Linked DNA regions of Homo sapiens: region 2 is linked to region 1. A link is an interaction called in ENCODE POLR2A ChIA-PET data of the cell type or tissue named here. Cell type or tissue: Panc1. All regions are shown on one strand. Each heading gives the region's core, and the rest is flanking DNA. Links, peaks and the distances in the headings are about the cores only. Region 1 has its middle 16 kb from the start of MFGE8. Region 2 overlaps ACAN (aggrecan).

Evidence for each region. ChIA-PET counts read pairs that join two places held together with the same protein. Peaks named below come from ENCODE experiments on the same cell type or tissue, not always from the same donor. Only the 100,000 strongest peaks of a DNase experiment are listed, where the experiment ranks them.
Region 2: POLR2A ChIA-PET joins it to region 1 with 11 read pairs; 2 of 35 experiments call an interaction of 5 or more read pairs at or near these places.

What each region holds. Positions count from the first base shown.
Region 1 is chr15:88,926,699-88,931,085 of GRCh38, forward strand. No RefSeq gene overlaps it. Among named protein-coding and RNA genes, the nearest start is that of MFGE8, 16 kb to the left of the region's middle. In Panc1, for the core only: no CTCF peak of the experiment used is centred there; no DNase peak of the experiment used is centred there; H3K27ac peaks cover 2,026 bases.
Region 2 is chr15:88,867,062-88,871,371 of GRCh38, forward strand. It overlaps ACAN (aggrecan), which reads left to right. Exons shown (of 19, transcript NM_001369268.1): 14 at 1,155-1,268. Among named protein-coding and RNA genes, the nearest start is that of HAPLN3, 26 kb to the right of the region's middle. In Panc1, for the core only: no CTCF peak of the experiment used is centred there; no DNase peak of the experiment used is centred there.

The DNA of each region.
Region 1 (4,387 bases), core at 233-4,232:
TACCTTATGGTCAAACTAATTACAACTGAATAGAGATATAAAATTTTATTTAGGAAACTAGCCTTAACATTAAAGATGCACTAAAGCAAACATGAAATTTGGTTTTCTCTTTTGAAAATGATTTTTATGTAATGATAAAAGATAATGAAATGGTTTTGTTTTCTCCTTTGGGTAAATGGCAGGGAAAAAAGGGAAAAGAGAGAAGAGACAAATTTAGTTAGCCTCATACTATCTTTATTGGGTCTTGTTTGGAAAGCTAAGTCTCCTCTCTCAGAGTAAAGGCTTTCTTTTTAAAACTTCTTTTTGGAGTTATCATTTTGGGCAAATGAATAACTTATAGTGACCTGGGATTCTCTTTTGTGATATCCAGTGTTTTAAGCCTTTGATATTTAACAAACTTTCCAAAATCAAATTATAGATTATGTCTCTTTGTAGCCCAGTATTTTAGATATTAGGTCCTCTAAAGTCCAAAAATGACATTTGGCTTATTTGGTACAAAAATCATACAGGAAGCATTGTCAAATATGAAATGGTGTTTGGCTTTCTTTGGTCTATATTTGTGTAAATGTGTTGTTGGTATATGTTCCAAAATTATGTAAAACTGCTGTAACTCAAATATGACTTAGTATGTTTTATCAGTAATAATTATAATTATTATGTTAAATGACTGTGTGCCACAGAGGTAAATTTCCTTGTCAATTTTGCCTTTAACTGTGGTGCCCTAAAATGTTTTTGTCATCCCAGACAATTGTTATCTCACTTTGGTCCTCTTTAAAAGATGATTTTATAGTCAACTGTAAAATTTAACAGGTGCTCCTAAATGCAGATTTCTGATGAATAACTCTGGGAGATTGTGACATTAGAATAGAAAAAAACCCTTCAAATAGAAGAGTGAATGGTGTTTCGTTTTCTTTGGACTGTGTTTGTTTAAATATGTTATTGGTATGTGTTCCAAAATTATGGGAAACTTCTATAATGTTGAGATAATTTAGCATACATTATCAATAATTATAATTGTTATGTAAAATTGTTGTATGCCACAGAAGTAACCAAAATTCCTAGTCAATTGTAGCTTTAATAGTGGCTATAGACTTTTGTCATCCACAGATCTTTTGTCTTACTTTGGTCCTCTTCTTTACTTCTTTTTTTTTTTTTTTTTTTTTTTTTTGAGACAGAGTCTCACTCTGTCGCCCAGGCTGGAAGGCAGTGGTGCAATCTTGGCACGCTGCAACCTCCGCCTCCCGGGTTCAAGCAATTCTCTGCCTCAGCCTCCCAAGTAGCTGGGATTACAGATGCCCGCTACCAAGCCTGGCTAATTTTTTGTATATTTAGTAGAGACGGGGTTTCACCATCTTGGCCATGCTGGTCTTGAACTCCAGAAATCATGATCCACATTCCTCAGCCTCCCAAAGTGCTGGGATTACAGGCATGAGCCACCGCACCGAGCCTACTTTAGTCCTTTTCAAAACACAGTTTATAATCAGATATAGGACTCTCAGTGCAGGTCTCAGATAAGTTTAAAAATTGTGCTATTGGAATAGAGGAAGAAAACAAACTTCTAGGACTCTCAGGGAGAGCTAATGTGTTAAATATTGCTAAACCTTTTGTTTTCAGAGTCAAGAGAACTTATTTCTTTAGAGCTATTTGCAACTTTCAACAACTGAGTAAAATATACTCCTGTGAACAAAATTTGGAGCATATTTATTCCTCTCTACTTTATTTCTCCAGAATTTGGAAACTATTTGTGAGTATTCTCAATTTATGGCAGCATAGTTAATTGCATAAGTGCAATAAGAATCTGTTTTCTTTTGTAACAGGACACAATTGGAGAAATTGGTTATTTTATGAAGGCTTTGACTGGAATGGCATGCTTCTTTTAAGGAATCAAAGTTGACTTATAAAGCCAATTAAAGCCCATTAGGGCATCTGGCCTCATGCCCTGTCCACAATAGAGTCCCTGTGCAGGGTTCCTGACCTGTGATAAGTAAAGAATGTCACTTTCTAACTGGCCCAGGAACCCCAAGTTACCTTGGGACCCCAAGAGGAGAGGAATTTGCCCAACTCATAGGTATTTGAGGGTACAAACCCATGGCTGGGCTCGGCTATTAAAAAGTCTTATCTGAGATTCCTCATGGAACAGAGTTCTATTAAAGCCAATTTTTAAAAGCCTAAGTGGAAAATAATTATTTTTGCTTCACTTTATGTAAATAATCAGGCTGAGTACAGTAAGGCTAAAGTTTATTTTATAAACAAATCAGTTCCATCATAATAGGTTTTTAATAAAAATGGGGACTGGAGAGAGAAAAATTATGCTTCAGAAGAAAAACTATAGTACACTGTTAGCTGTTCTTGAGGTTTTTCCTGCAGTTTAGACTAAATTCTAAATTCTTTATGGGTTAGAAGTCCCCAAACTAACGTTTTCAAATCTTTGCTTTTAAAATTTAGAATTGTACTCTTCATCCTAGGACTTATTATTTACCTTACAGTAGGCTGTTCACTTAAACACTGTAGTAAAACTATAGATGAGAGTACTAATGTTTTTGCCACGCAAGCCTCAGAAGCTCAACCAGGCCTGCATGAGTATACTCAGACAATTGCAAAGTAGTTCCATTCTTCTCACCTTGGGGTTCACTCCCATTCCCACTACATTCCCTGTCAGCAGAAAGAAGCCAGAGTGATCAACGGCCTTTTCCCATCTTCATAGCCTACACCTTAAGATTAAGGTGTTATAAAACCAAAGGGAGGGATGGAAACCACCTTTGCAAAATTATGACTGAGACAGTGGAAGAGATCTAACTTCACTGACTCCATCTTACTTCTAACCTCCAGGCTGTCCTTGTTCGTTCCTGGGCATAGGCTGAACTAACTTTGGGAGAAACTTAGTTTATAGTTTAAGCAAAGACAGTAACAGCCCTTTCCCAAAGCAGACCTCATTCTTGCCTGGGACTAGATTGCCTTTGTAGGATTAACATTAGCCACAAGATTTGAAATTATGGTTAAGGAGTCATGCAGCTGGAGGCTACAAGATTCTGACCCTCCCTAAACTGCTCCTAAGATCAGTGCTTGAGATATTTTGCAGACCCTGCACTGGATGGATCAGCTGGCACCACCCAGATCAATAAACTGGCTCATCTGATCTTCTGGCTCCCACCCAGGAACTGACTCAGCACAAGAAGACAGCCACAACTCCCTATGATTTCATCCCTGGCCAATCAGCATTCCTGGTTCACTGGCATCCCCCCACCCACCAAGTTATCCTTAAAAACACTGTTCCCTGAATGCTTGGGAAGACTGATTTGAGTGATAATAAAACTCCGGTCTCCAGCACAGCTGGCTCTGCAGGAATTACTCTTTAGCTATTGCAATTCCCCTTTCTTGATGAATTGGCTCTGTCTAGGCAGTGGGCAAGGTGAACCTCTTGGGCAGTTACACAAGTATTCAGCTTTGGACAAATATGCTGAAAGAAAATTACCCAAATAAAAAGGAATATAGAAAGATGCGGCCGGGTGCAGTGGCTCATGCCTGTAATCCCAGCACTTTGGGAAGCTGAGGCAGGTAGATCATTTGAGGTCAGGAGTTCGAGACCAGCCTGGCCAACATGGTGAAATCCTGTCTCTACTAAAACTACAAAAATTAACCAGACATGCTTGCTTGAACCCAGGAGGCAGAGGTTGCCATGAGCCGAGATAGTGCCACTGCACTCCAGCCTGGGCAACAGAGCAAAACTCCGTCTCAAAAAAATAAAAAATAAAAATAAAAACAAAAAAACGCCTTGAGAAAGGCACAAGCCTGGCTGATTGATCAAGAGAATGAGGGCAGGAGAGTAGAACCCAAGAGGCATGGAGTCAGACAAGGGCCAGCCCTGGCAGGACTTTGTCAGCCTGGGTTTGAAGGCTGGTTTTGCCATATACCAAGTAGGTGATCTTAGGCAAGTTCCTCAATCTCTGCCTGAGCCTCAGTTTCCTAACCTGTAACATGGAGTAATAATAACGCCTATCTGGTTATTTCTAGCCTAGGCCTGTAACATTCTTGTACATGTCTTTTGGTGAGCATATGCCTACATATCTGTTGAGTGGTTACCTAGGAATTGCTGAATCATAAAGCACACACATACTTAGCTGAGTAGATGCTGCCAGTGTTCCAAAATGTTTGTACCCCTCCAGTGGATTTTATGTGTTTTGTTTTGTTTTGTTTTTGTTTCGCATATACAATCAAATCCACTTTGTTTACCATTACCTCAATAAACAGAATGTTGAGCAAAAGAAACCAGACACAAAAGAGGACATGTTCTGTGGTTCCATGTATACAAAGGTCAGAGGCAGGCAAGAGTAATCAATGGTTTAGAAGTCAAAATAGTGGTTAATCTTGGTGGAAAACTAGTGATGTA
Region 2 (4,310 bases), core at 311-4,310, 60 kb before region 1:
TCCCAGGGGAGGAAACCAAGTTGGGGGATAAAACAGCAGGAACCTTTGAAGTACAAATATGAAGAAAGCAGAAGAGATCCCCCAGGTCTTCTGGTTTCTCAGCAAGATGCAGAAAGACCAGATGAGGAGATTTAGTTCTCACCTTGGCTAATTCATGAAAATTTGAGGCAATGGCCAATGACTTACCAATTCAAGTACCACAAAGAAGTTTGATCAGAAAGGATATCTCAGGACCAGAAGAACAGAAGAGAAGAGCCTATCTGAAAAGAGGCAGAGGATGGGGATGTGCCTGTATCCCAGACTGGTGCCAGTGCTGTTGTGCGACCACTTGCTAACCACCTCTGTAGCTCCGAACGCTTGTCTCCCACTGGCCAGGATGGAGTCCCTCTAGAACTTGTGTCTCCCTGGAGATAGCCACCTTCTGGGGCCTTAAGCTGAAAGGAGATTATATGGGGAAATGTTGGACAGGGTTTCCATCCCTCTCCCGAGAGAAAGATTCAGGCTTCATTTTTATAAGAGATTCTAAAATAATATCTACTGAAGACAAAGATGTCTGCAGCCCAAGAACTCTGATGGGTCTCACGCAAACATCCCATGCTGCCATTTTCATATGGATCTACACTCTTCAGACCATTTCGAGGTCATTCATTCTAGCCCCACACAGCCTTGCCCTCTTTCTCTGGGTCATAACTACAAAGGAAGCCAGGAAAAGAAAGACCTCTAACCAAGCTTCAGGAACTTGACTTCAGTTTCCTTGCTCACCACCACGTTCATAACCACTTCAGAATCCATGGTCTCTCAAAATATTCACAAGAGAAGGCATCTTGGAGGAACTCTATGTTCCCCGTCAGAAAAGACATTTGGCTTTAGACCTATCAGATCTCTTCAAACCACTGGGAAATCTGGCTCCAGTGCTCCAAGTTTACCAATCAAGAATCACACACGCCCAAGAAAACCCTTGTCTGGATCTTTGCTTCAGCACTCCAAGATGGCAGCAGCAGCAGCAGCAGCAGCAACAGTTCTCAGGAAAACCAGCCAGTTCCCTCCCAGGGGTCTGGAGAGCAGCAGGACTGGCCACTCAAAAGGAGGCCACAGTGCTTGTGAGGCTGGAGTTGCCGGCAGGAGTCCTAATGGTGGCCCTTGGTTTCTTGCAGACATTGATGAGTGCCTCTCAAGCCCTTGTCTGAATGGAGCCACCTGCGTGGATGCCATCGACTCTTTCACATGCTTATGCCTTCCCAGCTACGAAGGGGACCTGTGTGAGATTGGTACGGCCGTCTTGGCTTCAGCTAATGTTACTAACTGCTGCACCCCCTCCTCCTCCCTCACCTTTCCCTCCTAACAACAGGCTCCAGGCCCTGGCTGGGGCCCCCGAGGTTCATCTGGAGAGCCATTTCAGGGGCCACAACTGAAAATTCTGCCCCACTGATTCCCACTCTTTTTCTTGCTCTCCTCCTTGAAAACCCTTTTCTGGAGCACTGGCTGATCTGACTTTCTCCAGGGCTTCCAGATCTACTGATGCCACCACCGAGGTTGGTGTATGGTTCAGACTAAGAGGACAGGGCTGATTCTGAGCACTTGTCTTGAAGGAAGCTATGGGGTGGGAGTAATTGGTTCTCATTCCAGATGACAGCCACGGATCTTCTCAGTGTGGTCATGGGCATGGGACCTTTGTGGTTCCTTCATGGCCCTGGGAGCCACTGTGCCACATTGGCCAAGCTGCCTTTCTCTTCTCCTGGGGCAAGAGCTGTGGTTGGTCTGCCTGAGATCTCCCGTGTCATCAGCATGCTCAAGTCATGCATGAGCAAGGACTGCTGCATGTCACCTTCTTCTCATCACTATTGTGACAGCTGCCATGGCAATGCCATGCCAGCCTATGCTTCCTTTCTCCCTCCCTTGTGCAAGGCAAAGGGTGGCCAGAGAGAACAGAACTGTGTTACAAGGGGGAGGACTGAGTTACCTCTCTTGGGCCTTGCCAACCTCTCCATTTCTGCACCACTTCTACCAAAAGGAGCTGTGCACCAGGAACCCTCCCAGGGACAGACTGAACCCTCAGCTCTCTCACCTTTGGTGCTTCCTAGTCTCCCCACCAGCCGCCTGGATCTCGGGGATTTCCCAGCTCAGAAAAGGGGAGATGAGACCTTTGGATACTTGTCTCAGTGGCCCAGACAGAACTGGAAGTGTGTAGGGGCTTAAAATCCTTTTCAATGAACTCTCAAGTTGGATACCCAGAAACTTCCAGAAGGCAGGTGAAACTCCTGGGAAGTCTCCCTTTGGTCCTAAGCAGTGTGAGGAGGTAGTTTTGGGTTTCATATTCCTTTGAGGCACTGCCAAGGTTACAGACTGGTAGAGGAACTTAAGACTTTTGGGAAAAAAAAGGCCTGGACACTCCTACTCCCTTGCAGCCTCCCACCCTCCATCCTCACCCCAAGACCCCAAGAAATTGGTATATGGGGTCTTGGCTGGGGTGGAAGCAGAGACTACAAGGATTTTCTCCCCATGATACCACAACATTTGCCACAGGGTAGAAGAGTCTGGGACTTCCATGCCGACAACAGCTATTTGGTTCCAGACTGGAAAAGTGGGCTCTGCTGGAATGGAGGCAGGACCCTCACAGGGCTCTGTACCCTGATGGGGCAGAGAGATGGTGACAGAGCCACCCAGCTCGGCCCTGGGCCTGGGGGCCCAGCTAAGCAGGGCTGCATCTCCTCTCCCATTCCAATCCTGAGTCCTCACCACTCCACGGTGCCTCCTGCCTTGGCTCTGTCCCTGTTACCTCTTTCAGTCTGGAATTGTTTCTGTTTCCTAAGAATCTTCAGCCTGCACAGCCCTGCCCTCCCATACCCACCTCCCAGAGAAGTTGCACCCTCCAGCTCTGCCTGCCCAGCTCAGCCCTTAGCCACTGAAGGGGCCAAAAACTGACCCCCTAAGTCAGCCCTAAGATGATATCTCTGGCCTCTTCAGAGTGCTGAGCTAGTCTGAGGCCTCTCCACCTCTTTCCAGACTGCAGCCTCACCCCTTGGGGAAGGCATTCATAGCTGAGGCACCAGAGGCCTCCACGGCCCCTCCTACAGCTCTGTTCTTTCTTCTCAAGCTGCTGACCCCCTGTTCTGCTCTCCCTCCACTGTCCCCAACTGTCTCTCCCCCACTTTGCCAAGCATCCACCCCTTCAGCCTAAGACTCCTTCCCCTCGGGTACTGGTCCTTCCATTCCAGGACAGCCAGAGTATGGTGGCACCCAATCAGGGAGACCACCATGCAGCCTGAGGGGTTTGTGACCCTCCACCTGGGAGATCCCAGGGGAAGAAGGAAGAAGGGGGGCCTTGGAATTCACTCTGTCCCACACTGTGCTGGCAGATGTTTAACAACCAGCTCTCATAGAGGAGAAAGGAGCCCTGATTGTAGCATCTGCCAATTCCTGAGGTGTAAATGCTTCCACCGGGGCCAGTTTAAAGCTATCAACATGATGTCACTGAAGGCGAGGTTGAGAGGAGACACTAACAATGAGCTCTCTCAAAGCTGAGTGAGCCAGCTCAGCATGGCTCCGCCTGTCCCCTAGGCTGTCCAAGAACTCCAAGCCAGCCCCTTCTCCAGACTGAGAACCCATTACGAATTTAGGTTTGTGAGGAGAGAAGCTCCTCCCCTCTTCCCATTCACCCCCAAAATAAAAAGCCAGGGCCCCTGGATCCCAGACCCCCAATGGGCTATCTGACCCCTGCAAGAGGCAGGCACAGTGTGCTTAACTAAAGCCAACTCTGATCAACAGCCTTAGAGCTCTGAGTCTTCTCCAGACCCCAAGCAGACTTATTTCTGCTCCTCTGTTCCCACCTGAGGTTCTGCAGGAAGGAAACTGCCAGCTCCGCTCCATGCCCCAGCGCTACCAGCTTCCACTGCCTCCACACACTTCCCCACAGCTCCACTCCCTCTCTCCCTGGAGCCCCCCAGAGCCACAGAACCATGTTTTGCCTTAAATCTCAAGACCTCTCACCTTCCCACCTCTTTTGAACTGGACTGCTGACCTCTGCCGGCCCAGCAGAGCAGGCATCAAGAGGAGGAAAGCTTGGGAGAGGGTGAGGGGGGAGGGCGTGGCATCAGGGAAGGAAAGGGCCCCTGGCATTTTCCCGAGTGGAAGCATGTGCAGAGGCTCCCAGGGACCAGACCAGTTTCCAACCTGAACTCCTCCAGCTGTGCCTCTCCCTTCCCTTGAGGGCACAGCATGGAAGGTGGGGTGAACGCAGGAACCTATGCCATAAGACTGGCAGCATCTGCCATCCCCTGGTGGCCTCTGCCCCTCCCTTCAAGCCCCTGACC